Linked DNA regions of Homo sapiens: regions 1, 2 and 3 are each linked to region 4. A link is an interaction called in ENCODE POLR2A ChIA-PET data of the cell type or tissue named here. Cell type or tissue: GM12878. All regions are shown on one strand. Each heading gives the region's core, and the rest is flanking DNA. Links, peaks and the distances in the headings are about the cores only.

Evidence for each region. Peaks named below come from ENCODE experiments on the same cell type or tissue, not always from the same donor. Only the 100,000 strongest peaks of a DNase experiment are listed, where the experiment ranks them.
Region 1: POLR2A ChIA-PET joins it to region 4 with 5 read pairs; 3 of 35 experiments call an interaction of 5 or more read pairs at or near these places.
Region 2: POLR2A ChIA-PET joins it to region 4 with 7 read pairs; 4 of 35 experiments call an interaction of 5 or more read pairs at or near these places.
Region 3: POLR2A ChIA-PET joins it to region 4 with 5 read pairs; 2 of 35 experiments call an interaction of 5 or more read pairs at or near these places.

What each region holds. Positions count from the first base shown.
Region 1 is chr17:1,885,601-1,893,359 of GRCh38, forward strand. It overlaps RPA1 (replication protein A1), which reads left to right. Exons shown (of 17, transcript NM_002945.5): 14 at 3,075-3,251; 15 at 6,233-6,340. Among named protein-coding and RNA genes, the nearest start is that of RPA1, 59 kb to the left of the region's middle. In GM12878, for the core only: no CTCF peak of the experiment used is centred there; no DNase peak of the experiment used is centred there.
Region 2 is chr17:2,134,651-2,142,409 of GRCh38, forward strand. All of the region lies in intron 13 of SMG6 (SMG6 nonsense mediated mRNA decay factor), which reads right to left. Among named protein-coding and RNA genes, the nearest start is that of SMG6-AS1, 49 kb to the left of the region's middle. RefSeq lists enhancers at 2,774-2,823, 4,369-4,568 and a silencer at 3,749-3,948. In GM12878, for the core only: no CTCF peak of the experiment used is centred there; DNase peaks (open chromatin) are centred at 2,831, 3,901 and 4,321; H3K27ac peaks cover 3,420 bases.
Region 3 is chr17:2,447,468-2,455,226 of GRCh38, forward strand. The region is part of intron 6 of METTL16 (methyltransferase 16, RNA N6-adenosine); the gene reads right to left. Among named protein-coding and RNA genes, the nearest start is that of MNT, 50 kb to the left of the region's middle. In GM12878, for the core only: no CTCF peak of the experiment used is centred there; no DNase peak of the experiment used is centred there.
Region 4 is chr17:2,261,809-2,269,567 of GRCh38, forward strand. The region is part of intron 8 of SMG6 (SMG6 nonsense mediated mRNA decay factor); the gene reads right to left. Among named protein-coding and RNA genes, the nearest start is that of SMG6, 38 kb to the right of the region's middle. RefSeq lists enhancers at 4,099-4,308, 5,199-5,488. In GM12878, for the core only: no CTCF peak of the experiment used is centred there; DNase peaks (open chromatin) are centred at 4,483 and 4,853; H3K4me3 peaks cover 2,646 bases; H3K27ac peaks cover 4,955 bases.

The sequences.
Region 1 (7,759 bases), core at 1,488-6,487, 380 kb before region 4:
CTGGCTAATTGTATTTTTTGTAGAGACTGAGTTGTGTCATGTTGCCCAGGCTGCTCTCAAACTCCTGGGCTCAAGGGATCTCCCTGCCTCAACCTCTCAAAGTGCCAGGAGTTACAGGTGTGAGCGACTGTGCCCAGCCAACTGTTCTTAATAGCATCTAGAATGGTGAATCCTTTTCAGGTTTTCAATTTACTTTCCCCAGATCCATCAGAGGAATCACTGTGGCAACTATCGCCTCATGAAATATGTCTCTTAGACTTAAAAAGTCAAAATTACTCCTTGATTTGCATGGGCTGCAGAATAGATGTTGTTATCAAGCATGAAAACAATATTAATCTCCTTGTTCTGTGCATCTCCATTGAGCCCTCGGGTGAACAGGTGCATTGTCAATATATTAATCTCCTTGTACTGTGTGTCTCCATTGAGCCCTTGGGTGAACAGGTGCATTGTCAATATATTAATCTCCTTGTACTGTGTGTCTCCATTGAGCTCTTGTGTGAACAGGTGCATTGTCAATATATTAATCTCCTCGTACTGTGTGTCTCCATTGAGCTCTCGGGTGAACAGGTGCATTGTCAATGAGCAGTCATATTTTTAAAGGAGTCTCTTTTTCTGAGTAGTAGGTCTCAACAGTGGGCTTAAAATATTCAATAAACTACACTATAAATAGATATGCTGTCATCCAAGCTTTGATATTCTATTTATAAAGCAGAGGCAAAGTAGATTTAGCATAGTTCTTATGAGCCCTAAGATTTTTGACATGGTCAATGAGCACTGGCTTCACCTTATAGTCCCCAGCTGCATTCGCGCCTAACAGGAGAGTCAGCCTTTCCTTTGAAGCTTTGAAGCCAGGCATTGATTTCTACTCTCTAGGACGAATGTTCTTGATGGCATCTTCTTCCAGAAGGCTATTCTGTCTACGTTGAAAATCTGTTGTTGAGTGCAGCCACCTTCATTGGTGGTCCTAGCTAGATCTTCTGGATAACTTGCTGCAGCTTCTCCATCAGCACTTGCTGCTTCACCTTGCACTTTTGTTATGGTGACGGCTTATTTCCTTAAACCTCATGAACCAACATCTGCTGGCTGCCATCTTTTCTTCTGCAGCTTTTTTTTTTTTTTTTTTTGAGACAGAGTCTCACTCTGTCACCCAGGCTGGAGTGCAGTGGTGCAATCACAGCTCACCTCAGCCTCTGGAGTAGCTGGGACTACAGGTGCACACCACCGTGCCCTGACAGATTTTTGTAGAGACTAGGTCTCACTATGTTGCCTGGCTGGTATCGAACTCCTTGGCTTAGGCAATCATGTTGCCTCTGCCTCCCAAAGTGCTGGGATTACAGGTGTGAGCCACTGCACCTGGCCTCTTCTGCAGCTTCCTGACCTCTCTCAGCCTTCACAGAATTGAAGAAAGGTGAGGCCTTGCTCTGGGTTAGGCTTTGGCTTAAGAGAATGTTGTGGCTTGCTTGATATTCTATCTAGACCACTACAGCTTACTCCATATCAGCAGTAAGGCTGTTTGCTTTCTTATTTGTGTATTCAAAGAAGAGAGACAGGAATACTTGATTGGAGGATCAGTCAGCATACATACAACATTCATCAATATAAGTTCCCCATCTTATATGGGTGTAGTTGGTGGCACCCCAGAACAACTACAATAGTGACGTTAAAGATCACTGTAGGCCAGGCGCGGTGGCTCATTCCTGTAATCCCAGCACTTTGGGAGGCTGAGGCAGGCGGATCACCTGAAGTCAGGAGATCGAGACCATCCTGACCAACGTGGTTAAAACCCCGTCTCTACTAAAAATACAAAAATTAGCTGGGCGTAGTGGTGCATGCCTGTAGTCCCAGCTTCTCGGGAGGCTGAGGCAGGAGAATCGTTTGACCCTGGGAGGCGGAGATTTCAGTGAGCTGAGATCATGCCACTGCACTCCAGCCTGGTGACAGAGCGAGACTCCGTCTCAGAAAAAAAAAAAAAATCACCATAACAGATATGATAATAATGAAAAAGGGCCAGGCATGGTGGCTTACTCCTATAATCCTAGCACTTCGGGAGGCCAAGGTGGGTGGATCACTTGAGGTTTGGAGTTCGAGACCAGCCTACCCAACATGGCAAAACCCCATCTCTACTAAAAAATACAAAAATTAGCCAGGCGTGGTAGTGCACGCCTGTAGTCCCAGCTACTTGGGTGGCTGAGGCAGGAGAATCACTTGAACCTGGGAGGTGGAGGCTGCAGTGATCAGAGATTACACCACTCACTGCACCCCAGCCTGGGCGACAGAGCGAGACTCTGTCTCAAAAAATACATATATAATGAAAAAGTTTGAAATCTTGCAAGAATTACTGTCTTTATGTGACACAGAGACATAAAGTGAGCACCTGCTATTGGGAAAATAGTGCATTTACTTGACCCAGGGGTGCCACAAGTCTTCAATCTGTAAAAAATGCCGTATCTGTCAAGTGCAGTAAAGCAAAGCACAATAAAGTGAGGTGTGTCTGTAGTTGCAGCAGAGACTGTGACCAAATGGCTGCTAAGGCCTGAAATATTTACTGTTTGGCTTTTTACAGAAGCAGCTTGCTGATCCCTGGCCTAAACAAGGAAAAGGTGAATCTAGGCCTAGACACGACTGCCGTGTTTTGAGCGCGGGAGGGATGGTTGATCGTTGCTGCACTGGGTGTTTGTGGTCCGCATTCTGTATTTCCTAGATCTGTGGCCTTTGGAGGGTCAGAGGATCGGGAGGAACAAATCTTTGTCTTTCATACAGTGTTCAAGCAAACAGGAAAACAATTTCACTTTTAATTAACTTAGTGTAATTTAGGATTAACTCTTTTATTGTGAAGGAATTATCTGCCTCAGAACTTGGCTTATTAGAACTTGGCTTATTACCTTCATGGGTTTTGTACTCGGCACATGTGATTTCTAAAACTACAGAATGAATGATTCCCTGTGATCATGTGTAATCTTGAGGATGTAGAAACACTTACCACCTAAACGTAAGGGCAGGCTTTGAGCTGCCTCTCGGTCCGATCCTGGGCGGGCTCGCGACTCCGTGCCTCATGCTGTTCTTTTCTCCCGAAGCCGGACTACTTTAGTTCTGTGGCCACAGTGGTGTATCTTCGCAAAGAGAACTGCATGTACCAAGCCTGCCCGACTCAGGACTGCAATAAGAAAGTGATTGATCAACAGAATGGATTGTACCGCTGTGAGAAGTGCGACACCGAATTTCCCAATTTCAAGTACCGCATGATCCTGTCAGTAAGTAGCCTCGGTAGATGAGAACCACGGTTGTGTTCACGGAGGCCCTCCCGTGTGCCAGGCACTGTGGTCACAACAGTAGAGACAAAGCATTCCTGGTAGGAAGCCCGCAGATGAGTAGGTGTGGAAGAGCTTATCCATCCGCTTTTTCATGCCAGAAAGTGGTGTTGAGATACCCCAGCTGATTCAGTCTTTCATGCACGTCATACAGCCATAGCGTCAGTGACACTTGCCTGCTAACTGCTATGAAGATAAATTAATTTGAAAACGGCATTTATAGACAGCACTAATTGTACTTACACAGCCAATGCCCGTATTTAGTCACTTTCATGTGGATAATCTATTCTCTAGCTTTAGTATAGCTGACTTCAGAGGAATGTGACGGTGTGCTGATGTGAGATTGTTGCTTTTTTGCATTTTAAGAATTGTTTCTTTCTGTTTTAAAAACCTTTTTAAAAAAGTTGTAAAGTTGGGTTTAAAAAAATTTTTTTTTTTTTTTAAGAAACAGGGGTCTCACTCTGTTGCCCAGAATAGAGTGCAATGGTATCATCACAGCTCATGGTGGCCCCAACCTCCCGGGCTTAAGCAGTCCTTCCACCTTGGCCTCCCAAGTAGCTGCAACTACAGCTGTGCACCACCACACCCAGCTAATTTTTAAAATTATTTTATTGTAGAGACAGGGTCTCGCTCTGCTGTTCAGGTTGGTCTCAAGTTCCTGGCCTCATGTCATCCTCCCACCTCAGCCTTCCAAAGTGCTGGCATTACAAGCCTGAGCCACTGCACCCGGCCTTAAGATTTTTATTTTGTTTTGTTTTGTTTTCAATGATAGAACTAGGCGATAATAGCAGTTTAAGAAAACAGTTTAAGGCCGGGCACAGTGGCTCACTTTTGTAATCCCAGCACTTTGGGAGGCCGAGGCGGGTGCGTCACCTGAGATCAGGAGTTTGAGACCAGCCTGGCCAACATGGTGAAACCCTGTCTCTACTAAAAATACAAAAATTAGCCGGGCGTGGTGGCGGGTGCCTGTAGTCCCAGCTACTCGGGAGGCTGAGGCAGGAGAATCGCTTGAACCCGGGAGGCAGAGGTTGCAGTGAGCCGAGATCACACCACTGCACTCCAGCCCGGGCGACAAGAGCAAAACTCCATCTCAAGAAAAGAGAAAAAGAAAACAGTTTCACATTTTTCCAAAGGATGATTTGGCAGTAATATATCAGAAGCCTGAAAAATGTTCATATTGGCCAGGCGCAGTGACTTGTGCCTGTAACCCCAGCACTTTGGAAGGCTGAGGCAGGATGATTGCTTGAGGCTGGGAGTTCGATATCAGCCTGGGCAACATGGCAAGACCCTGTCTCTACAAAAAGTAAAATTAGCTGGCTGTGGTGGTATGCACTTGTCCCAGCTACTCATGAGGCTGAGGTAGGAGGATCGCTTGAGCCCGAGAGGTCAAGGCTGCAGTGAGCCATGATCGTGGCACTGCACTCCAGCCTGGGTGACAGAGTCAGACCCTGTCTTTAAAAAATAAATAAATAGGCCGGGCACGGTGGCTCACGCCTGTAATCCCAGCACTTTGGGAGGCTGAGGCAGGCGGATCACGAGGTCAGGAGATCGAGATCATCTTGGCTAACACAGTGAAACCCTGTCTCTACTAAAAGTACAAAAAAATTAGCCAGGCGTGGTGGCGGGCACCTGCAGTCCCAGCTACTAGGGAGGCTGAGGCCGGGGAATGGCATGAACCCGGGAGGTGGAGTTTGCAGTGAGCCACGATCGCGCCACTGCATTCCAGCCTGGGTGACAGAGCAAGACTCCATCTCAATAAATAAATAAATTAAATTAATAAATGATAAATAAAATGAAATGTTAGCTTAGCAGGACAGTTCTACGTTTAGGCTCATTTTTTGTAAACTATAAACTTTTCATTGAACTAAGATGAAGAAAATTTGTTTTAGTTTGTGGAAACATCAGCCTTTCTGTTAAACTCCACAGCGCAATCTCCCGCACACTTGTTTGATTTGATATTTATCACACGTGTGCGTCATTGTAGTTCTTGCCCTGTGTGATGAGATGCTCTTTGCTTCTTAGAAGGATAGCGTGGGTTAAAGGAAGTGTGAGCCCAGGGTGTGATACCGTTGCTGTGTATTGAGAGCGCTTTTCACTTTTAACTGGTTTCGTCACCTTATTTTTCGTCATAACATTCTCTCTATTAAAAGCCTTGTACCCATGCAAAATGAAGATGTAAAATCGTCAAAATGATGCCTTAAAGAAAAACCACTCGTGTTTCTACAAAGGCTTTTACTTCAGCAAGTGGATTCTTTGAGATCTGCTTTCTTCCTTGACTTTGCCCTGTTTAATGTTACACCACAGCCCAGTGGGAGACATTTGATTGCTCATTTCCTTTGCCAGGTCAATTTGGTGACTGACAGAGGCTCACGGGCAGGCTCTTCAGTTGTCTGGGTGCCCAGCAGTGACAGAGCCGTCTCATGGAACTCCTCCTAGGAACTACAGAGTGGGCAATTGAAAATGCAGAGAACTCCCCCGATTCACTCAAAACCCTTCATCCAAAGCCAGCTGCACCTCGACAGGAACTAATCTGATGGGCCTCTCTCTGTCACCCAGGCTGGAGTGCAGTGGCTCGATCTCAGCTCGCTGCAACCTCCGCCTCCCGGGTTCAAGTGATTCTCCCGCCTCAGCCTCCTGAGTAGCTGGGATTACAGGCACCCGCCACCATGCCTGGCTAATTTTTGTATTTTTCGTAGAGACGGAGTTTCACCATGTTGGCCAGGCTGGTTTCAAACTCCTGGCCTCAAGTGTTCCACCCGCCTTGGCCTCCCAAAGTGCTGGGATGACAGGCATGAGCCCACTGCACCTGGCCCTCTCTGGAAATTATTTTAATAAGTGGAAAAAGAACATTAACCTCTCCCCATCTTCTCAGTGTGTCTTTTTATTATTTCTTTGCTGAAATAATGTAGAATTGTGTTTTTTAGGTAAATATTGCAGATTTTCAAGAGAATCAGTGGGTGACTTGTTTCCAGGAGTCTGCTGAAGCTATCCTTGGACAAAATGCTGCTTATCTTGGGGAATTAAAAGACAAGGTCAGCCACATATTTTATTATAACTTCTATAACTTTTAATGGTTCTCATTCTATAACACTGACCCCACACATTTTTTTTTTTTTGAGATGGAGTCTTGCCCTGTTTCCTAGGCTGGAGTGCAGTGGCGCGATCTCAGCTCACCGCAGTCTCCGCCTCCCGGGTTCAAGTGATTCTCCTGCCCCAGCCTCCTGAGTAGCTGGGATGACAGGCACCCGCCACGATGCCCGGCTAGTTTTTGTATTTTTAGTAGAGACGGGGTTTTACCATGTTGGCCAGGCTGGTCTCGAACTCCTGACCTCATGATCTGCCCGCTTCAGCCACCCGAAATGCTGGGATTACAGGTGTGAGCCACCACACCTTGCCCAACACTGGCCCTCTTTTTGCTGTTTAATATTTTTTAGTTTGTTTCTTTTTGGTATTGTTTGTATACAGTTTCTCAGCCTGATAATTATTTAAGAGCTCATCTGATGTTATCTAATCTTGTCCATTTGGGATGTGCTTAACAGTGAAATAATGTATATAAAAGTACTTTAAAACCAAAGCACTTTCTAAATCGAAGCCACCCGTTTCTCCTGTTCCTATTAGCACATCAGAGCTAGTGTGCCTGAGATGACTTAGGTCGGGAGGTGTCCCTGAAACAACCTGAATTATTACAGGCATGCTTTTTTAACATAGTAAATACCTTCCAGAAAAGTTGAGTCAGATCCTGGTTAAAATGCACGTATGTCAAGTTCCTGGGTCTGTCCTATAAAACAATAATAATAAATGCACATATAAGGTGCCTGCCATTTCAGCCCATCAGATGCAATTCTTATGCGGTGACTTTCTTCCGTAAGGTAACTTTGTCCATTTCATTTTTATAAGTTTGCATTTTCACATATTAGGTTTATTTAATGTACAGAATAGATTGCTAATAATGCTGAATTTAGGAAAGGTAGTTGCTCAGGTAAAACATAAGGAAGACCAATAAAAGCTATGTTTTCTGGGCCACATAAATGGGCACCTTTCTGTAGATGGCTTTTCCCCCGATTTCCTCCAAATTGGTTGGAATACTTGTAAAGGCCACAAAGATGAAAGGCTTTGCCATTTGTTCTGGTGTGTTTTTCTTTTTCTTCCTGTCCCCAGTTCTGTCTGTTTGGGCTCTGCCCTGACTCTTTTTTTAAATTGTCCATGAGAGCTCTCAAAATAGTCTCAACAAATCCTGTTACAGAAATAACTAGAATTGACTTTAAAGTGTGATAGTATCTTTTGTCTGTTTTTACCTGGTCTTCAATTTTCGTATCAGATTTTAAGGCCCGAGTAAGCCTTTCAGGATTTTTATGAGCTTATTATATTTGACTGTTTTTTCTGCCGGTGAATGAGGACATATAGAAACTTCCCCGAGGAACCGTGAGATCCTGGAGTTCGCACTCCACGCC
Region 2 (7,759 bases), core at 1,674-6,673, 130 kb before region 4:
TTATAGAAGGTCATGAAAATTGATCATGTTGGAGATAATATTCTGAATCCTGCTAAATACACTACTAAATTATCTCAGTAGGAATCTTGTAATTTTCCACTCTTTGAAGTCCATGGCTTCTGATGCTGATTCATTCCTAATTAAATGGCTTTAGCTATTCAAATCCTAGTATCTCCCTCTCAATATCCTCCCTGTCATCATCCCAGACCTTTTTTAAAAAGTTTTATTTTAATTTATTTTTTTTTTTGAGACAGAGTCTCACTCTGTCACCCAGGCTGGAGTTCCGTGGCACGAACTCGGCTCATTGCAACTTCTGCCTCCTGGGTTCAAGTGATTCTCCTACCTCAGGCTCCCGACTAGCTGGGATTACAGGCGTGAGCCACCATGCCTGGCTAATTTTTGTATTTTTAGTAGAAATGGAGTTTTGCCATGTTGGCGAGGCTGGTCTCAAATTCCTGACCTCAGGTGATCCACCTGCCTCGGCCTCCCAAAGTGCTGGGATTACAGGCATGAGCCACTGCACCCAGCCTAATAGTTTTATTTTAAATTGACAAATAGTAATTGTATATATTTATGAAGCACAATGTGATGTTTTGATAAATGTATACATGTGGAACAATCAAATTGGACTATGTAACACATTCGTCATCTCATATACTTATTTATTTGTGGTGAGAACATTAAAAATCTATTCTTTAAGCTATTTTGAAATATACATTATTCACTCTAGTCACCATGCTGTACAACAGATCACAAGAACCTACTCCTCTTGTCTAATAAAAACTCTGTATCCTTTGCCCAACGTCTCCTCTTTCCCCGTCCACCCCCACCAACCCCAATCTTAAAAACTGAGTTATACTTAGTGACTTTATCACAAAGCAAAGCTGTCTAAGAGAACCTTATGGCAATAATGGAAATGTTCTATATTATGCTTGACAATACAGTACCCATTAGTCTCATGTGGTTACTGACCACTAGAAATGTGACTAGTGTGACTGAAGAATTGATTTTTCAATTTTACTTAATTTTAATTAACTAAGTTTTGACTGATTGATTGAAACAGTGTTCTCACTCTGTCACCCAGGCTGGAGTGCAGTGGTGCAATCACAGCTCACTATAGCCTTAACCTCTCAGGCTCAAGCAATCTTCCCACCTTAGCCCCTTGAGTAGCTGGGACTACAGGCGCTACCACCATGCCCAGCTAACTTAAATTTTGTGTAGAGATGGAATCTCACTATGTTGTCCAGGCTGGTCTTGAACGCTTGGACTCAATCCTCCCACACTGGCCTCTCAAAGTGCTGGGATTACAGGCATGAGATACCACACCTAGCCTATATATATATTTATGTGTGTGTGTGTGTGTGTGTGTGTGTGTGTGTGTGTGTGTCTGTGTGTGTATATATACAGATATAAATATATACATATTTTTTGAGACAGAGTCTCGCTCTGTCGCCCAGGCTGGAGTGCAGTGGTGTGATCTTGGCTCACTGAAACCTCTGCCCTGGGGTTCAAGCGATTTTCACGTCTCAGTTTCCTGAGTAGCTGGGATTACAGGCATGCACACCATGCCTGGCTAATTTTTGTATTTTTAGCATAGACGGGGTTTCACCATGTTGGCTAGGCTGGTCTCGAACTCCTGACCTCAGCCTCCCAAAGTGCTGGGATTACAGGCATGAGTCACTGCGCCTGGCCAATTAATTTAAGTAGACAAATGTGGCTAGTGACTGTTATCAGTCAACCACACAGTGAGCTCTAAGAAATAGAAGTAAATCATGGCATTTCTTCATTTCTATCTCATCTATCTCATTGATTCTAAATATCTGTGGCAAAATGTTTCCTTTTCGCCTGCTCCTGACACTCCTTGGAAAGTCTCCATTTCCCTATTCAGAATTTGGATTTAATGATCTTTCCAGAGGAATAGACACATATGTTCAACACACACACGCATACGCACACAGAGTCCTAAGTCAAACTCAGGGAAAACTTTACTGAATACACCAAAATAGCTGGATTCATGGAATTCACCAAAAAATGCACCAAAGACGATTCAATCCCTGAAAAGGCCTCACCTTTTTTTCCTTTTTTTTTTTTTAGCTTTTTTGTCTAAAGACACCAGAATTTCAATTATCCTTCTTGGTAAGTCCTTACATAAGTTTAGTATGTTCTTTTTATTAAATAAAACACAAGAAAAAACAGGCATGTTCTGCTCCTGAAAGATCAAATTAAGGTCAGGCATGATGGCTCACGCTTGTAATTTCAGCACTTTGGGAGGCCGAGGCAGGAGAATTGCTTGAGCCAGGAGTTCAAGAACAGGCTGGGCAACATGGTGAGACCTCTTCTTTACAAAAAAATAAAATAAAAAAATTAGCTGGGCATGGTGGCACACGCCTGTAGTCCCAGCTACCTTGGAGGCTGAGGTAGGAGGATCGCTACTTGAACCCAGGAGGTGGAGGTTGCAGTGAGCGCAGATCCCGCCGCTGCACTCCAGCCTGGGTGACAGAGTGAGACCCTGACTCAAAAAAAGGATCCAGCTAAAAGAAATGGTTTGAATGCAGGTTACTAACCACGGAACGCTTCTTGGTACAGGTTACTACTACCACACTAATAGGTAGACAGGAGAAAAGCAACTCTCCAGAAGGGAGTACCAAAAGTGGTGATATACGGAGAAATGTTTTTCCAGCTCAAAAGAAACACACTAGAACAAACACCCTAACCTTGATGACCCCCACAGGCTGCTATTCAGGTGCTCATGTTTTCGATGTGAGCCAAAGTGTCATTCCTTAAAAAACTCCTTGATGTGACTCCAAGAAATGGTGTGACAGTACTCGCTGCAGATTCGCTTACAGGCACGCCAGCAGGACCTTTCACATGCAAATGGGCTTACTCATCACAGCTGTCAGGGTTCTCGGGGAGGAGTTTAAAAGAAAAGGCAACACTTCCCTCTCAGTGAACTGAGGAGTGTGGCTGACCCTGATTAAGTGAGAATGAAGGGATAAAAGACACCTGGAGAATGACCCCAGCAAGCAGAAAGCGCCATGGGACTAGGTCTTGAGAGAACTTGATGGGAATTGAAAGTCTTTGGCTCTATAGATTCTCTGATTCAGTCAGCCCACCTTGATTGGTTTTGGCACATCCCCCACCCGCAAGCTGGCTTAGATATTCATGGACCTTAGTACAGAATCCAAATGTCCTCTGTATCTCCAAGTCAGATCTTCCTTGTCTTTACAGCAGGAGTGCCTGTCAACCATGTCATTCAGCTAGGCCTCACTGGCTCTTCCTCACACAGCCCTCATAAGACATGAGCACCACACTAGACACTTGGGGATGGCGGTTGGAGAGTAGTATCACGGAGCTCACAATCGAATTGTCCAGTGTGTAGTCTTAAAGGCAGATGCAGACAGAAAGAGCTGAGCGATGGCCCAGAACTGTGTCCACACCTGGAAAATGCCTTTGGTGTTGTTATATCACAACATGGAAATACAGTTATTTAGTAGGAGGCAGGAAAAAAAAAACACCCTGGAATTTCAGAAAGAAGAAAAAAAATATACGGTAAAGGTAGGCAGTGGCTGGGATTAGTGAAAATGACAGTGAAAGCTTTAGATTTTTTCAAATGTAAAGGTTAGGGAAATGAGAACTGGATACTCAAACACTCCAAGATAAAGAAGCCTGTCCCCCATCTACAGGAAGTTTATCCCTGACATCTAAATAGTCATGTTTTAAAATCAACAAGTTTGCTGGTTCTCAGCTGCCACTAACCAGAACCCCCAGTGGCTGTGGCCTACAGTGTAGACAGACTGTGCCCAGCCAGACTAAATGAAGACATATAACCGGAAGTCAGCCACCAGCCTGACCCCTCCCAGTTTCAGGAGGAGACTGAGCAAAACACTATCCAGCTACAGGAGTAGTAGACCAGATGCTTTAACCCTAGCAGCATGGGGTACAAAGGACCCCACATATGAATCAGCAGATTCAGAGAGTAAGTGGTCTATGACCCAAGGAAACTCTAAGAATAAGAATGGAAACTTACCAGCAAGGTCAGCAGGACTTTTGGTTTCCCCCACCTCTCTCCCTCCCTGTCCACTGCAGTTACATATTCATGTCCACAGTCACATATTTTTAAAATTTGATATAATTATCTCCTAGAAATTACTGTATGTAGCCTCTTGGGATCTAAAGCAATTAAGTGAAGATAAATGTATTTCATAGAGCAAGCTGTCAAAGGATAAAGCAATTTCATTCCCCATTTGAAGTGGAGGCTTGGGTCATGCATGGTTTATTTGAAACAAAGCCATCACCTAAAGCTGCTGATCTTATCTCTAACTCTGTTCTCCATTCCAAACTGCTGGAGATGTGTAGCGTGGCACTGCCTGAAGTTATGACATCTGGCTCAAGGCCAGCAGAACAAGCCAGCTCCTCTTCTAGGTTTCAAGCATAAGAGGACGAAAGTCATATTAAAAGACAGTAACTATACAGGTGAAGTCTGTTAAACCCTAAAAAAGGGAGATGTTTCCAGGGTATTGGGAGTGACTACAGAGGCATCTAACAATGGGGAAGTTGTGCAAGAAAAGGCAGAAGAAACAGCCCCCAAATGGGGTAGGTAAAATAAATGCCAAGGAACCAGATTTTTCTCTTCTGGGAGACACCAAACCAAACAGTGAGGCCTATTTCACCAAACAGCCTAAGAGATGGAAAGCACGCCAGACTGACAATCAAGAGCTCAGGGTTCTAGTACTATAAGACCGTGTGAAACTTATGGAAAAGTGCCTGCTTTTTTCTTTTTTTTTTTTTTGAGATGGAGTCTCACTCTGTCACCCAGGCTGGAGTGCAGTGGCGCGATCTCAGCTCACTGCACCCTTGGCCTCCCGGCATCAAGCGATTCTCCAGCCTCAACTTCCCAAGGAGCTGGGATCACAGGCGTGCGCCACCATGCCTGGCTAATTTTGTATTTTTAGTAGAGACGGGGTTTCGCCATGTTGGCCAGGCTGGTCTTGAACTCCTGACCGCAAGTGATCTGTCTGCCTTGGTTCCCAAAGTGCTGGGACTACAGGTGTGAGCCACTGTGCCAAGACATTTAACAAACAAATTTTTTTTTTGAGATGGAGTTTCGCTCTGTCACCCAGGCTGGAGTGCAGTGGTGTGATCTTGGCTCACTGTCACCTCTACCTCCTGAGTTTGAGCGATTCTCCTGCCTCAGCCTCCCAAGTAGCTGGGATTACAGGCGCATGCCACCATACCCGGCTAATTTTTGTATTTTTAGTAGAGATGGGATTTCACCATGTTGCCCAGGCTGCTCTCGAATTCCTGAGCTCATGTGATCCTCCCACCTCAGCCTCCCAAAGTGCTGGGATTACAGGCGTGAGCCACCACGCCCAGCTGGGAAACTGCCTGTTAACTAATTTTTTTTAAACTGTTAAGGGGCACTTTATTTTTGAGACAGGGTCTCACTCTGTCACCCATGCTGGAGTGCAGTAGTGAGACCTCGGCTCACTGCAACCTCCGCCTCCCAGGCTCCAGTGATCCTCCCACCTCAAACTCCCAAGTAGCTGGGACCACAGGCATGTGCAACCATGCCCAACTAGTTTTTGTACTTTTAGTAGAGATGGGGTTTTGCCATGCTGCCTAAGCTGGTCTCCTGATATCAAGTGATCTGCATGCCTCAGCCTCCCAAAGTGCTGGGGTTACAGGCGTAAGCCACTGCACCTGGCCTGACACTTTATTTTTTTAAATTCTTCATATCCAGGCCGGGTACGATGGCTCACACCTGTAATCCCAATACTTTGGGAGGCCAAGGTGGGTGGATCCTGAGGTCAGGAGATCAAGACCATCCTGGCTAGCATGGTGAAATCCTGTCTCTACTAAAAATGCAAAAAAATCAGCCGGGTGTGGTAGCACGCACCTGTTGTCCCAGCTACTTGGGAGGCTGAGGCAGGAGAATCGCTTGAACCTGGGAGGCGGAGGTTGCAGTGAGCCGAGATTGCACCACTGCACTCCAGCCTGGGTGACAGAGTGAGATTCCATCTCAAAAAAAAAAAAAAAAATTCTTCATATCCACATTGTATTCATTTTTATAACATGCAGTCAATGCAATATTTAGAAAGTAGTATTCAATTAAAAAAAAAAGCCATTGAAGCTGTCTTTAGGTGAAATCCATGCATGTCAGACCTTGTCTGAGCACTGCTTTTTACAGAAGCCTTGACAAACTGGAATTGCCTTTCAAGTATTAGTGCATTGGAATCACCTGGAGAGCTTGTTAAATGAGCCTGCTGGGCTCCACCCTCAACTGTTTATGATTCAAAAGGCTGAGGTAGGGCCTAAAACATTACAAGTTCCCAGGTGAATCTGATGCTGCTGGTAATGGCACAGAGAAATCTGGCCAGGAGAATGATCTAGAATTGCAGTGTTTAATACAGTAGCCACTAGCCACATGTGGATATTTCAATTTAACTACATTAAGATTTGTTTTTCGGTTGCACTAGCCACATTTCAAGTATTCAAAAGTCACATGTGGCCAGTGGCTACCATAGAGGATGGTGTGGAAATAGTAACTTTCCATCATTACAGTACTAAACACTGCATCATTACATAAAGTCCTATAATATTTCGCAGCACTGGCCAAGAATCTATTTGATTGCACTGGTTTGTTTAGCTTAGAGAAAAGAAAACGTAAAGAGAATTTCAAGTATAACTAAGGTGTGTCAGATATAGAAAAAACAGACTTTGTGATTTTGAGAAAACTTTTAAAAAATCATTAAGTGGGAATTACAGGAAGGCAGGCTGTGTTCAGTTTGAGAAGGAACTTTTTTTTCTTAGAGATGCGGTCTTGCTCTGTCACCCAGGCTGGAGTGCAGTGGCACAATCACAGCTCACTGTAACCTTGAAATCCTGGGCTCAAGTGATCCTCCTGCCTCAGCCACTTGAATGGCTAGGACCACAGGTGTGCACACCATACCCGCTAATTTTTAAAAAATTTTTTTGCAGAGGCAGGGTCTTGCTATGTTGCATGGCTGGTCTTGAACTCCTGGGCTCAAGTGCTCCTCCTACCTTGGCCTCCCAAAGTGCTGAGATGACAGGCACAAGCCACCTCACTCAGCCTGAGGAGGAACTTTTTATAGTGACTGTCTCATAATAGAGTAAATTCTGGGGAAGCATCTGGAGCAGAGGCCATTGAGAAAACTGGAGGACTATTTTTTCATTAGATAAGAGACTGGCCCTGATGTCTTCTAAGGAAGCTTTTAACTCCATGGTTCCTTTGTAATCAATCTGATCCAATTTTATAGTTACAATCACTGTTTACCATTTCTTTGGAATCTAGGATACTTTTCTGAAGTGTGTACTTCAGGTAGAAGAAACTTCGTTTAGTGAGGATATTTGGTGATAAACTCTGTTTTGTTTTTGTTTTTGGCGGGAGGACAGGATCTCACTATGGCTGGACTCCAATGCCTGGGCTCCAGTGATCCTCCTGTCTTAGCCTCCCAAGTGGCTGGGAATACAGGCGCACACCAGCTTCTCCCAGTCCTTATTGTTTAAAAATGTCTTTATAACACCAAAGCACAAGTAACAAAATAAAATAAACCAGATTAATTGGACTTCGTAAAAATTAAAACATTCAAGAAAGTGCAAGGACAATCAAATCATAGGGAGAAAATATTTGTAAATCATTTATCTGATAAAGGACTTGTATCCAGAATCTATAAAGAACTCCTGCAACTCAAGGCTGGGTGTGGTGACTCATGCCTGTAATCCCAGCACTTTGGGAGGC
Region 3 (7,759 bases), core at 1,592-6,591, 190 kb after region 4:
CCCGGCCAGCCGCCCCGTCCGGGAGGTGAGGGGCTCCTCTGCCCGGCCGCCCCTACTGGGAAGTGAGGAGCCCCTCTGCCTGGCCAGTCGCCCCGTCCAGGAGGGAGGTGGGGGGGGTCAGCCCCCCGCCCGGCCAGCCGCCCAGTCCGGGAGGTGAGGGGCGCCTCTGCCCGGCCGCCCCTACTGGGAAGTGAGGAGCCCCTCTGCCCGGCCAGCCGCCCCGTCCGGGAGGGGGGAGGGGGGGTCAGCCCCCCGCCCGGCCAGCCGCCCAGTCCGGGAGGGAGGTGGGGGGATCAGCCCCCCGCCCGGCCAGCCGCCCCGTCCGGGAGGGAGGTGGGGGGGTCAGCCCCCCGCCTGGCCAGCCGCCCCATCCGGGAGGGAGGTGGGGGGTCAGCCCTCCACCTGGCCAGCCGCCCCGTCCGGGAGGGAGGTGGGGGGGGTCAGCCCCCCGCCCGGCCAGCCGCCCCGTCCGGGAGGGAGGTGGGGGGATCAGCCCCCCGCCTGGCCAGCCGCCCCGTCCGGGAGGTGAGGGGCGCCTCTGCCCGGCCGCCCCTACTGGGAAGTGAGGAGCCCCTCTGCCCGGCCAGCCGCCCCGTCCGGGAGGGAGGCGGGGGGGTGGGGGTCGGCCAGCCGCCCTGTCCGGGAGGGAGGTGGGGGGGTCAGCCCCCCGCCCGGCCGGCCGCCCCGTCCGGGAGGTGAGGGGCGCCTCTGCCCGGCCGCCCCTACTGGGAAGTGAGGAGCCCCTCTGCCCGGCCACGACCCCGTCTGGGAGGTGTGCCCAGCGGCTCATTGGGGATGGGCCATGATGACAATGGCGGTTTTGTGGAATAGAAAGGCGGGAAGGGTGGGGAAAAAATTGAGAAATCAGATGGTTGCCGGGTCTGTGTGGATAGAAGTAGACATGGGAGACTTTTCATTTTGTTCTGTACTAAGAAAAATTCTTCTGCCTTGGGATCCTGTTGATCTGTGACCTTATCCCCAACCCTGTGCTCTCTGAAACATGTGCTGTGTCCACTCAGGGTTAAATGGATTAAGGGCGGTGCAAGATGTGCTTTGTTAAACAGATGCTTGAAGGCAGCATGCTCGTTAAGAGTCATCACCACTCCCTAATCTTAAGTACCCAGGGACACAAACACTGCGGAAGGCCGCAGGGTCCTCTGCCTAGGAAAACCAGAGACCTTTGTTCACTTGTTTATCTGCTGACCTTCCCTCCACTATTGTCCTATGACCCTGCCAAATCCCCCTCTGCGAGAAACACCCAAGAATGATCAATAAAAAAAAAAATAAAATAAAAAAAATAAAAAATAAAAAAATAAAAAAATAAAAATAAAATTTAAAAAAAAAAAAAAAAAAAAAAAAGAGCATCCTGGCCAACATGGTGAAACCCCATCTCTACTAAAAATACAAAAATTAGCTGGGTGTGGTGGTGCGCGCCTGTAGTCCCAGCTACTTGGGAGGCTGAGGCATGAGAATCGCTTGAACCTGGGAGACAGAGGTTGCAGTGAGCCGAGATTGCGCCACTGCACTCCAGCCTAGTGACAGAGCAAGACTCCGTCTCAAAAAAAAAAAAAAGTAAAATACTAATAAAATAAATCAACTGTATTTTCTTATAGTAGCAATACCTAACTAGAAATTAAAATTTTAAAATGCCATTTACGGTAGCATGAAAATACATAAAATACTTAGGAATAAAGTTCGTATAATGTGTGTAAAGGTGAAAGATATTGAAGACCTAAATAAATGAACAGCTAAACCAGGTTGGAATGGAAGACTCATTATTGTTAAGGTATCAATTCTTTCCAACTTGACCTATAAATTCAACACAATCCCAACCATACATTTTCATGAAAATTGATAAACTGATGCTAAAATTTATATGGAAATGCAAAAGATTTCAAGTAGCTAAAACAAATTTTTTTCCATAAAGACAGGGTATGCCTATGTTGCACAGGCTGGTCTCAAACTCCTGGATGCAAGCAATCCTCCTGCCTCAGCCTCCCAACGTGCTGGGATTACAGGCGTGAGCCACCATGTCTGGCTTAAAACAATTTTGAAAACAAAAAACAAACAAAAAAAAACAAAGATAGAGGATTTATACTGCCAGATTTCAAGACTTCTACAAAGCTATGATAATTCAGACCATATGGTACTGGCATAAGATAGACACAGATTAACAGAATGGAACAGAGTCCAGAAATAACTCACTTACACGGTCAGCTGATTTTAAACAAAGGCCACTAAAGGTTTGGTCTTTTTAAAAGAGATTTATAGAAATGGAAAGGCAACTATAGACTGGGAGGAAATACTTGCAAAACACATTTGACAATGGACTGTATTCAGAATCTATAAAGAACTGCCAATCAGTAAGATTAATAAACCAATAAAAAGGAGATACAGGAATGGCCAATAAGCACATGCGGATACTCCCTATCACCAGCCACCAGAGAAATGCAAATTCCAATCATAATGAGATACCACTACCTACCCGTTAGAACAGATACATTTTTAAAAGGTGACAACAGTACCAAATGGTGTCAACGGAAACTCTCAGATATTGCTGGTGGGAATGTAAAATGCTGTATAGTCACTTTGAAAAGCAGCTTCTTAATAAAGTTAAACATACACTTACAACAGGACCAGGAGTCCTACTCTCAGGTATTTACTTAAGATGGAGGAAAATTTAATTAGACACAAAAAATTATAAGCAAATGTTCAGTTTTATTCCTACTAGCCAAAACCTGGAAATGACCCAAATGTCCTTCAACTGGCAAATGGATGAACGAACTGTGGTATACTCAGCCTATTTAGCAACAAAAGGGACAGGCCACTGACACAAAAAATCATGGATATGCTGCTACGTGAAAGAAAGCAGACAATCAAAACCTACATTTTCTATGACTCCATTTGTATGAAAAGTCTAGAACACACAAAACTGTTGTGACAGAAAGTACATCAGGGCTACAGGAAGCTGGGAGCAGAGTGTGGACAGACTGCAGAGGGGAACAGGAAACTTTTCAGGGTGATGGAAATGTTCCACATTTGTCTAAACTCATCCAACTGCACACTTAAATGGGAGTTACTCAAGTTTACCTCAGGACGACTGACTGAAATATATAAATTTATAAATGGGATTATCTTATACCTTCAAATACACATAAAATAAGGTTAACCATATCGTAACGTTTTACATGTTTCCTTCTTGTTTTGTAACAGCTTAGCCAAACTAACAATACATATTCTGTCTCCTGCTTTTCTCACTAAGCATTATAATCAACCTGTGTCATTCAAAATTCACCTAATCGCATTAAAAGGGAAATTTCAGATTAAGGGATATACATTCAATATTTAATTGTTTATATACAAAATGCCTACTACAAGATGAATTTTCAAGAATTTAATTTCAAGAATTTAAATTTCAAGAAATTTCAAGAATTTAAATTCTAAGAGAATTTAAGAGCCTCTAAAATCACCAATTAGGTTAAAACTGTATGAAACTGACATTTTTATACATCAAAAACTGTTTTATAGGTCAAAAACTATTGAAGACTGGCAATCTGGTATTTCGACCTCATACATTAAATAACATAAATGAAAAATCTAATTATTTTAAAAGTATGAAAAATACTATTATATTACTTTAGAAACAGTGGGCATCAACAAATATTTTGTCTTCACTGTGAATTCAACAAGAGGTGACCACATCTATTTTTGTTTAGGCAATCCTTTTTCCCTTTGAAAATAAAGAAATAATTGTTATAGCTAAAACACTTTAAACAAACCCCGGTAAAGTTATTTAAAGGATAATAAATTTCATTTGGTGGTTTAAAAATGTTTAGAAGAAAAATAATATGTTCCCTTTAAGAAAGTATCATCGGGCACAGCGGCTCACGCCTGTAATCCCAGCACTTTCGGAGGGCGAGGTAGGAGGATCACTTGGGGTCAGGAGTTCGGGACCAGCCTGGCCAACATGGGAAACCCTGTCTCTATTAAAAAATACAAAAAAATTTAGCTGGTGTGGTGGTGCGCACCTGTAGTTCCAGGTACGCAGGAGGCTGAAGCAGGAGAATCGCTTGAACCCAGGAGGCGGAGGTTGCAGTGAGCTGAGATGGTGGCACTGCACTCCAGCCTGGGTGACAGAGGTAGACTCTGTTTCCAAAAAAAAAAAAAGAAAAGAAAAGAAAGAAAGTGTATAAATGGATTCATTAACCAGGAATTTAAAGCCTTGGGTATATTATGAACAAGAGGAAGGAAGAGAAATCGGGAGCAATTAGTGCTGACACAGTAACAGCATAAAACAGGTTAACAGTTTCCTTTAAAACTAGCATTCCTCAACAGATTAGATAGATCAGAGCTATCAGAAGCCAAGAAGCGGCACAGAACAACAAAAAAAGATACTGGCTTGGCGTGGTGGCTCACATCTGTAACCCCAGCACTTTGGGAGGCCGAGGCAGGTGGATCACTTGAGCCCAGGAGTTTGAGACCATCCTGGGCAACATGGCAAGACCCCATCTCTACAAAAAATAGCTGGGCATGGTGATGCATGCCTGTGGTCCCAGCTACTAGGGGGGCTGAGGTGATAGGATCGCTTGAGCCTGGGAGGTCAGGGCTGCAGTGAGCAGTGATTGCACCACTGCACCCCAGCCTGGATGACAGAGCAAGCCCTTGTCTCAAAAAAAAAAAAAAAAAAAAGATACTGTAAGGTTCTTCAGGAGATGAAGGAAAAGAAATATTTAGAAGACAAGAAAAGCTAGTAATAGTTAAACATGCCATTGATACTTAATAGACACTCGGGAGGGAGTTCATATTTCTTTTAACCTTTGCACTAAACTGAATACCACACTGCGAATCATTTCAGATTGAATGTCATATATACGCTGTTTTCAGCAACAGTTGTATTTGTTATGGAAAAAGCAGAAGTCATTGGATGTGTTAAAAATCCTATTTTAGCTGCACATTTTAAATATGCCTACCCACTAGATCCTAGCTACTCTCAACGGGCATCTTGTGACAACTAATCAAAATGCAAGTGGAAAAAAAAATGAAGAAAAGGAAGATCTAGTCACCCAAGAGACTTTGAATCCATTAAACTATTTTAATGATGAAAGTAGCACTCTACTTATTACAACATTTAGGAATTCCTCTGAGATGGTAGGTTTCAAGAAAAATTATTTTGAAATAATTTCAAACTTTCAGAAGAGTTGCAGGATTCGCGCAAATGACTCCAGTATACCCTTCACCCAGATTCACCAATTACATCTTCCTTCATTCTGTGTGTATGTGTTTTTTCCTAAGCTGTTTGAGAATCAGTTACAGACATCAACATGTCTCATTAACTGTAATATTTTGGCATGTCCATTTTAAAAGCGTGTATTGTTTTTTGTTTTTGTTTTTGTTTTTTTTAGACTTTTTTTCAGACAGAGGCTCACTCTGTCTCCCAGGCTGGAGTGCAGTGGTGCAATCTCAGCTCACTGCACCTCCACCTCCCAGGCTCAGGCGATTCTCCTGACTCAGCCTCCAGAGTAGCTGGGATTACAGGCATGTGCCACCACAACAGGCTAATTTTTGTATTTTCCCTAGAGACAGGGTTTCACTGTGTTGGTCAGGCTGGTCTTGAACTCCTGACCTCAGGTGATCCACCTGCCTTGGCCTCCCAAAGTGCTGGGATTACAGGTGTGAGCCGCTGCGCCCCCACGGAAACAAGTGTATTCATTTTTGTAACCACAGAGGAATTATCAAATTGCTAAAACTTAACACTCATTCAATACTATTATCTGGAATACAGTCCACACTTAAATTTCACCTGTTTATCCCAATATTCTCCCCGATACAAGGCCCCTTAGGATTGCGAATTTCATGTACTTGTCATGTCTCTTTAGCCTCCTTCAATCTGGAATAGTTCCTCAGTCTTCTTTTACTCTCATGACCTTAATGTTTTTGAGGAGCTGATTTTACACAGTCCCTCAACTGGGTGTGTCTGAAGTTTCCACGTCATTGGATTCAGATGACACATTTCTGGCGTGAAGAGCACGGAGGCGCTGCTTGTCCTTCCAGGTGCGTCACATCAGGAGATGAGCACCTGGTCAGGGAGGTGGCCTGTGCTTTCTCCAAAGCAAACTCTTTACTTTGTAAACTCCCACACTTCTCTCTGTAACTGTAAGTAACCTAAAGGGGGAAGGGGTGGTTCTTTGAAACTAGGTAGTTATCCTGTTCCTTTTCAAATTTCCCTTTGCCAATTGTTCCACGAATCAATTATTACTATGATTGTTGCAAAATTTAAGAGCCTCTAAAATCACCAATTAGGTTAAAACTGTATGAAACTGACATTTTTATACATCAAAAACTATTTGATAGGTCAGAAACTATTGAAGACTGGCAATCTGGTATTTCAACCTCATACACTAAATAACATACATGAAAAATCTAACTTTAAAAGTATGAAAAATGCTATTACATTATTTTAGAAATAAGTAATATAATAGTTTATTATTCTTTCTATATTTATTCATCGGCATCCACTCTATCCCCTGTATGTACTGTATCTTATTCAATGGGTTATAAGTCATTATTGTCATTATTCATCTTGAAACTCATGTTGTCCCAGCTTTGCCCTGAGCTCACTCTAGGTTCTTCTGACATGTCATTTTTTGAGTATGTCATTACTTTCTGGTACTAGAAGATATTCCAGGCTCATTGTGTATTCACCCCAACTCAGAAGTGGAATTTACCGTTTCTCCAAAAAACTTTTTTTCCCCTCACTGGGGAACGGTTATTTAGAAACTTATTAAAAACTCAAGTGAAGTATAATATAGAAAAACAGGAAAGCAGAGGTTTGGGGTATAAGCAATTATGAACCTTACCTAAAAAGTTCTCTAAGTAGTAAAATCCAACACCTTGCTGCCTATAATAAATTACCAGAACAAATGCCCCTAGATATTCAACGGAGCAGCCCCAATGTCCACCTGATCTCAAAATTTACTATTTAAACTATCATAAATTTCGAATCTATATAACTAAAAATAAACTTTTATCCTATGCTCTTATAAGTGATTTTAATTATTCACTTTTTGACATGGATAAGACTATATTATTATTATTATTTTTTTTTTTTTTTTTTTGAGACGGAGTCTTGCTCAGCCGCCCAGGGTGGAGTGCAGTGGCATGATCTCAGCTCACTGCAACCACTGTCTCCTGGGTTCAAGCAATTTTCCCATCTCAGCCTCCCAAGTAGCTGGGATTACAGGCACCCGCCATCATGCCCAGCTAATTTTTGTATTTTAGTAGAGACAGGGTTTCATCATGTTGGCCAGGCTGATCTTGAACTCCCGACCTCTGGTGATCTGCCCACCTTGGCCTCCCAAAGTGCTAGGATTACAGGAGTGAGCCCCCACGCCCAGCCAAAAGACTACATTATAACAAGCAAGTGGAACCAAGGCTTTTAATTTGTTATCCTATTTATTTATTTATTATTTTTGAGATGGAGTCTCGCTCTGTTGCTCAGGCTGGAGTGCAGTGGCGCAATCTTGGTTCACTGCAACCTCTGCCTCCCAGTTTCAAGCGATTCTCCTGCCTCAGCCTCCCAAGCAGCTGGGATTACAGGCACGTGCCACTATGCCCAGGTACTTTTTTTTTTTTTTTTTTTGAGACGGAGTCTCACTCTGTTGCCCAGGCTGGAGTGCAATGGCGTTATCTTGGCTCACTGCAACCTCCGCCTCCCAGGTTCAAGCGATTCTCCTGCCTCAGCCTCCCAAATAGCTGGGAC
Region 4 (7,759 bases), core at 1,753-6,752:
AGCTTCCTAGGAGCACGAAGGGCACTATTAGTGCCTTATTCAACCTTTTGACATATGTCACTTGCAAGTATTTCAAAAGCCATAGAGTTTTATAGATCTGTCCAGAAGTCTAAAGGAAAACCTGCCAAAGACATTCCTCAGAAGAGAATGTCAAATGTGTTAACATAGTTTGCTTGACAAATTAGGACCTAGCATCTCAGAGATTTGTGGCACAAGTAAACTCAAAATCTCAATAGCAAGAATAAGGTTTTAGCATCTTTATCAAGAAAAAAAATCCCAGAAAAATGTAAATCCATAGCGAGTATTATCACAATTCCTCTTTCCCATACGCATCAGGAGCTGCAGTCCTACTGTGTGTGTGAAAGTCAAGAATAGGACTTAGTGCCAATGATTACAACACAAAGCATAACTTATTCCTAAGCCAAGCTGGGCTTGGCTCAGAAAGCTTCCCAGAATGATGGAAGGCATGACTTTAGAGTGAGTCAACCTTTGCTAATACATAAAATAAAGCAGAGAAAGAACTATTTGAAGGATTCACTTCTAAGCTTGAGCCAAATCAAAAGCTCAAATCTATCTACATTGTGATGAATCTTCAGTTCCAACTGAGTGATCAGACAGCACCAATGTGGACATCTGTACCATGGCCCAAGACATTATAATGACAGAATCTTGGCTGGGAATCTCAGAAGCAACCATTCCTTGCAGTTTCGAACCATGCTATGTTTTTATCCATGTTGTTCCTTCTGCCAGAAAAGTCAGCTGACCACATCTACCTAAAATACTTCTTTGACTTGCAAAATTAAGGACAAAGATTACCTTTCTAGGTCGCTCTACCTGTTCACCCTGAGTTAATCTCTTTTACCTCTGTCCAGTGTATATATTTCTATTATTACATTTATAACACTTTATTGCAAGTATTTATTTACATATCCTTTTTTCTTACTAGACTGTGTTTTTGAGGGAAGGACCAACATCACTTACTTTTCTGTGTGCAGTACCTAGAATAACAATATATAAAGGTGCTCCATGAATATTTATGGAAATGACCTGAATTGGGACAGGGAAAAACTTGATTTCCTCAGAGACTACTAGCTGGCCTCAGAGGAGGTTTTACAGCAAAATGGGCAAGTGAAAAGAGAAAAAATATCTATATAAAACTTTGAAGCCACTTATTTTAGGCAACATACAAAGGTATATACTATACTGTAAGATAAAATAGATAAAAACAAGAAAGAGAAGCCAAAGAGAAAAAGATAAAGAGGTCACCAAACAGTAAGGTCACGACCGAAGATAAACGCCCTTTACACTTACTAAAGGAAGTTTGGCTACAACCTCTGGAACAATTAAAATAGAGAATCATTCTGGGTTAAAAATTCACAAATTTGCTATTATAACAATCTTACAAATGTGCATGAGGTTGAAGAAACCCATTTTCTACTAAGAGCAGAAATTTCTTCCACAGGCTTCCACAAAGACACCACGCAACACAAACAGCAATCCTTCTCTAGGTCTCTTTTTTATGTATCTTCATAGAGGCTGATGACACACTCAAGTACAAATCAGTAAAAGCAGTACTACTAGTAACCAATGTTACCTAGTTACATAGCTCTCTGATGGTTCTAAGCATGAACGACACGGAAAAAACAGTAGCAGGAGAGGTGCCTAGTGATTTCTATAATAAATGCTCAACAAATTTTGGATCAGAAGATGGAAGACAACTCAAAAAACCACTTAAGCTCTTAAAAATAAAAATGTGTGGTTAATACATTTTATAGGAACCAAAACATCAGAAAGACAGAGGGTACAGATAGTATTTTAAATTCTTTCTGGTCTAGAGAGTCTATCCACTCATACTAGGGAGAAAAAAAAGAGCACAGTTCACTTCAATACTAAATATTTATGAGTAAAGTGAAAGGCTTCCAAGAGGGGAAGAACCTGGAGTTTCCCCCTGGAGTCAAACAAACAGCCCGCAGACTGGGGAAGGATCACGAGCCAAGAAAACAACGATTTCATATTCTCTATCTTAGCTCAAATACATCAGATCTAAGATGTTGAAAAGAGGGTAGAGAGATGAAATTCTGGCACCTTTAAGAGCAAAGAGGGATTTTACAGAATGATCAAACTATGGATACAGCTCCCCAAGAGAACAGTCAGAAACAAAAACCAATATAGGAAGTTGGTGAGAAACGCAACACGGGAAAAACATAAAGGGTAGTGCAGTCTTACCCCACATAACAGGCAGTGTGTTACTATATAAAGTGAGCTGCTCCCAGAGTAACATCACCTCACTACTCCTTCCTATAGCAGCTGCAGATTGAACAAGGATCCAATGTACAGGTCTCATTCTTATTTGGAAGGCTCTTCACAGACCACAAGCTGGATCCTAAGGGACGATTTATAGTACCCCCTCACGTACATTCCAGTTGGCTGGAACTCAGCAGCTGATTGCTCCCTTGTCTAACTTGGCAAGGAGCCAAAGGAGGACTTTTCTCAGTCAACTCTCCCAAGCTGGAAAATTCTCTAATGCCAGAGTTCTGGCTTAAGTCGGGATATCAGGTTATTCATGAGATGCCAAAACTACATCTTTACATTGGCTTTGAACAAGTCCCTCAAGTACACCATACAGATTCCCACAGACCTCAAAATCATCTGGATATTAAGGCCAAAGATGGCTACTCCATCTCTCACATAGAGAGGAATGTGCTTTTCACAACACCAGCAACATCAAAACAAACCTTTCATAAATCACAAATCAATCTCAATTCTTAAAATAGGTGTCAAGCAACAAACGCAACATTAAATTACTTCCTAGGCTGGACACAGTGACTCATAGCTATAATCTCAGCACTTTGGGAGGCTGAGGTGGGTGGATCGCTTGAGCCCAGGAGTTTGAGACCAGCCTGACCCACATGGTGAAACCCCGTCTCTACGGAAAATACAAAAATTAGCTGGGCATGGTGGTGTGTGCCTGTAGTCCCAGCTACTCAGGAGGCTGGGAGGGGAGGATTGCTTGAGCCCAGGAGGCGAAGGTTGCAGTGAGCTGAGATCGCGCCACTGCATTCCAGCCTGGGTGACAGAACGAAACCCCATCTCAAAAAAAAAAAAAAAATTTCCTTAAAATCTTGTATTCCACCCTACTGAAAACTCTCCCTATTCCACTAGCTACTCAAATTCTCTCACTATTGTTAATCCCTAGGCCATCAAGATCCAAATCCCAAGTCAGGTTCTCTGAGAGGAAATGAAGGAGTAAACCTTAACAAAATGTTTTTGACCTTGTCAAGCTTCAAAAGTAGTGGTTCTCAACCAGAATATGACCACCCATCCCAGGAACTGTTTGGAAGTATGTGTGGGCCGTTACTGGCATCTAATGAGCAGAGCCAGGAACGCTAAACATCCTGCAAGGTCAGACCTGCATAATGAAGAACTGTCGGCCGGGCACAGTGGCTCAAGCCTGTAATCCCAGCACTTTGGGAGGCTGACCACCTGAGGTCAGGAGTTCGAGACCAGACTGGCCAACATGGCGAAACACCATCTCTTCTAAAAATACAAAAATTAGCAGCGGGTGGTGACAGGAGCCTGTAGTCCCAGCTACTGGGGAGGCTGAGGCAGGAGAAACGCTTGAACCTGGGAGGCGGAGGTTGCAGTGAGCTGAGATTGCGCCACTGCACTCCAGCCTGGACAACAGAGCAAGACTGCCTCTCAAAAAAAAAAAACTGTCTGCTTAAAAGGCGATAACATTCTCATTAACAATCAATTTCCTAACAGAAGAACCTTATCATTAACTGCATTCACCTCTCCCAGCTTTTACAGCAGTGGTAAATTTTTTCTGTAAAAGGTCACAGAAAATAATTTAGGCTTCGTGAGCCACGTACATCTCTGTCTCGTGTTGCTCTTTTTAAACAACTCCTGACATAAGAATGTAAAAACCATTCTTAGCTCATAGGCCACTGGCAATATTTTGCCCATCCCTGTTCTAGGGTATTACCTGAATCATTAGTCTGTTTATATTAATTTAGAGATGCTGGTTAAAATAAAGTGTGATGGAGTATGCTATAAACAACACCAATAATGCATATGACAATCTTAAAGAATGAAATATGAACTTCAGAACTTAGCCTTACCACCTAAGAACTGGTGCATGTGTTGGGCTTCTAATCACCTCTCATTCTCGTCCCCTGTGCATTTCAGGTGCTTTAGGTTTTCTTCTGAATGTTCATTTTCAAACACTTTACCAGGAAGAGCACAGAAATGCCTTTCCCCCCTCTTCAGGATCTAGTACTTTCTGTTCACCATGCGTGCCACTCAAAGTCTTTTACAATTATTGCTGTTAACATCTTCTAAAATGTCTAAACCAAACCAAGGCCTGGAAATTCTGACGGGTATCTGGGTCCTGACTTTCCGGATGGTAACTAAAGGTCACGTGGGGTGGAAAGTGGCCTGTGGGTAACACAGAATATACACACGCACGCGAACAGGATATGCTGGTAATCCGGCTTCCTGAGACCTGGTGAGTTTTGAGAGTTCTCATCAACACTCTCGGGGAGGATGAAAAACCTTAAGCTGGGAAATGGCAGATTTTAAGCAAGTGCTCATTGTTAGATCTCTGTCTACAGCAGAATGGGAAGGTACACCATTTACTCCTCTATATTTTATTTGCCTAAAAACACAATACACAAAAAATAAACAAAGTGACTACTGAGAGAGGTTTCTTCAGTGTGGAAGCTGGCGTTTGCAGCATGGCTTATGTCACGTCTCAACCCCAGAAAGATGAAGAGTGTGGTTTTGGTGTTTAACCAGCCTCAGCAGCACCCTGGCACTCTGTTTCTTCCCCCAGAGAACTCTGCTCTGTTAGAGGAAAGAAACCAACCTCACATATTGAAACAAAACGGATAGGATAAAAATAAAGCCCTGAAGTGGTTTGGTGACCGAGGTCATTTGGGGCATTAAGGGTTTATAGGTAGGGCTGATGTACTTTGAGAAACTTGCACTCACTACCAACCACAAAGACATTAGCCTTACAGTCCAGCAGTGATCTGGACAAAGCAGCCCCAATCCTTGCCTACCAGGGGCTGCTCCTTGCAACCCACCTCACATTATCAACATCTGAAAAACCCGGTTCTGGTTCTGACCTTCTTTGAGGATCCCACTAAGCTGTTTCTCATGGCCTAAGAAAAAGAAAACCAATCTGCTTCTTCCCACAGAAAGAGGCTCTAATGAACTGCTGTCATCACGTGCTGCCAAACTGCAGTTCACACACTTTTCAAATAGCTTCCAGAGTGAAGAGTACAGCCTGAGGTACATATTGCAAACTACTTTACAAAAGCATAGGACTAATTAAAGACATGAAGTCAACTCACAAAAACCCTAAAAAATTTTCTGATGCCCACCTTACAGATACGGAATCTTTTTCTTTTGAGGCAGGGTCTCACTCTGTAACCCAGGCTGGAGTGAAGTGGAGCAGTCAAGACTCACTGCAGCCTCAACCTTCCAGACCAGAGTATTCTCCCACCTCAGGCTCCCGAGTAACTAGGACCACCCACCACACCTGGCTAATTTTTTTTTTTTAGTAGAGACAGGGTATCCCTACGTTGTCAAGGCTAGTCATGAATGAACTCCTGGATTCAAGCAATCCTCCTGCCTCAGCCTCCCAATGTGCCGGGATTATACCGGCGTTGAGTCACTGTTCCCAGCAAGATATGGAGTCTTTATATCCATGAGGCCAAAAAATTAAGCTGGCTTTCTCTGTCATGATGATATAATTATGAGACAATGAAATAACTGGGTTATCACAGATAAAGCACTTACCTACTAGTGCAGAGACTCAACTATTCTTTATCATTATAGATTAAATCAGTGCTTGTGCTATCCAGAGAGAACCAGGCCAAAAGCTTTCTTTTTTAATGTATTTACTTATTTATGTATTTTTAATTATTTTTATTATTATTTTTTTTTTTTTTGAGACAGAGTCTCGCTCTGTTGCCCAGGCTGGAGTGCCGTGGCGCGATCTCGGCTCACTGTAAGCTCCACCTCACAGGTTCAAACCATTCTCCTGCCTCAACCTCCCGAGTAGATGGGACTACAGGCGCCTGCCACCACACCCGGCTAATTTTTTGTATTTTTAGTAGAGACGGGGTTTCACCGTGTTAGCCAGGGTAGTCTCGATCTCCTGACCTCGGGATCCGCCTGCCTTGGCCTCCCAAAGTGCTGGGATTACAGGCGTGAGCCACTGCACCCAGCCTTATTTATGTATTTTTTAAGTGAAATATTTTTATTATTATTAGAGACGGCATCTCATTATGTTGCCTAGGCTGGTCTCCAACTCCTGGGTTCATGCAATTTCCCACCTCAGCCTCCCAAAATGCTGGGATTATAGGCATGTGCTACTGTGTCCAGTCTAAAAGCTTTTTCTAAGCTTCATAATGGGTACTGGCTCTCAAACTATAAACCTAAAGCCTCATGATACAACTCTAGGAATTAGAACTCATTCCAACAGAAAGCAAGTCACCTTGTCTAAGGAAACCTTATAAAACCATGCTCTGATCTATAATTGTTTTGCGGGGAGGGTGGAGGAATTAGATGTGTACCACTCATACACAGCAGCTTTCACAGCAGCAGCAGCTCAGGTGCACAAACTACGCAAGGGGCACTGAAAAGACAAATGATGAGTCTAAAGAAAATATTGGGTGGGGAGCAGTGACTCATGCCTGTAATCCCAACACTTTGGGAGGCCGAAGTGGGCAGATCACTAGAGGTCAGGAGTTTGAAACCAGCCTGGTCAACATGGTAAAACCCCATCGCTACTTAAAAAAATACAAAAATTAGGCCGGGAGCGGTGGCTCACGCTTATAATCCCAGCACTTCGGGAGGCCGAGGTGGGCGGATCACAAGGTAAGGAGATCGAGACCATCCTGGCTAATATGGTGAAACCCCATCTCTACTAAAAATACAAAAAAATTAGCCGGGCATGGTGGCGGGCACCTGTAGTCCCAGCTACTTGGGAGGCTGAGGCAGGAGAATGGCATGAACCCGGGAGACAGACCTGGCAGTGAGCTGAGATCACGCCAGTGCACTCCAGCCTGGGCGACAGAGTTAGACTTCGTCTCAAAAAAAAAACGATCAGGCACGGTGGCTCACGCCTGTAATCCCAGCACTTTGGGAGGCCGAGGCGGGCAGATCACGAGGTAAGGAGATCGAGACCATCCTGGCTAACATGGTGAAACCCCGTCTCTACTAAAAATACAAAAAATTAGCTGGGCATGTTGGCAGGCGCCTGTAGTCCCAGCTACTCATAGTCCCAGCTACCCGAGAGGCTGCGGCAGGAGAATGGTTTGAACCTGGGAGGCGGAGCTTGCAGTGAGCCGAGATCGCAGCACTGCACTCCAGCCTGGGCGACAGAGCCAGACTCCATCTCAAAAAAAAAAAAAAAAAAAAAATTAGCCGGGTGCAGTGGTAGGTGCCTGTAATCCCAGCTACTTGGCAGGCTGAGGCATGAGAATCACTTGAACCTGGGAGGCGAAGGTTGCAATGAGCCGAGATCGTGCCGCTGCACTCCAGCCCAGGGTGACAGCATGAGACTCTGTCCCAAAAAAAAAAGAAAGAAAAGAAAATGCCACCTACATAACACACTTTCAAAACAAAAAACTATACATTAAAAAAAAAAAAAATAGCCCTCAAGCAAATACAACAAGTTGAGCATGTGGTGAACGTTCTGTGCTACAGGCCACCTGGCCTGGGTTTTCCACAGGGAAGCCATGCTCCT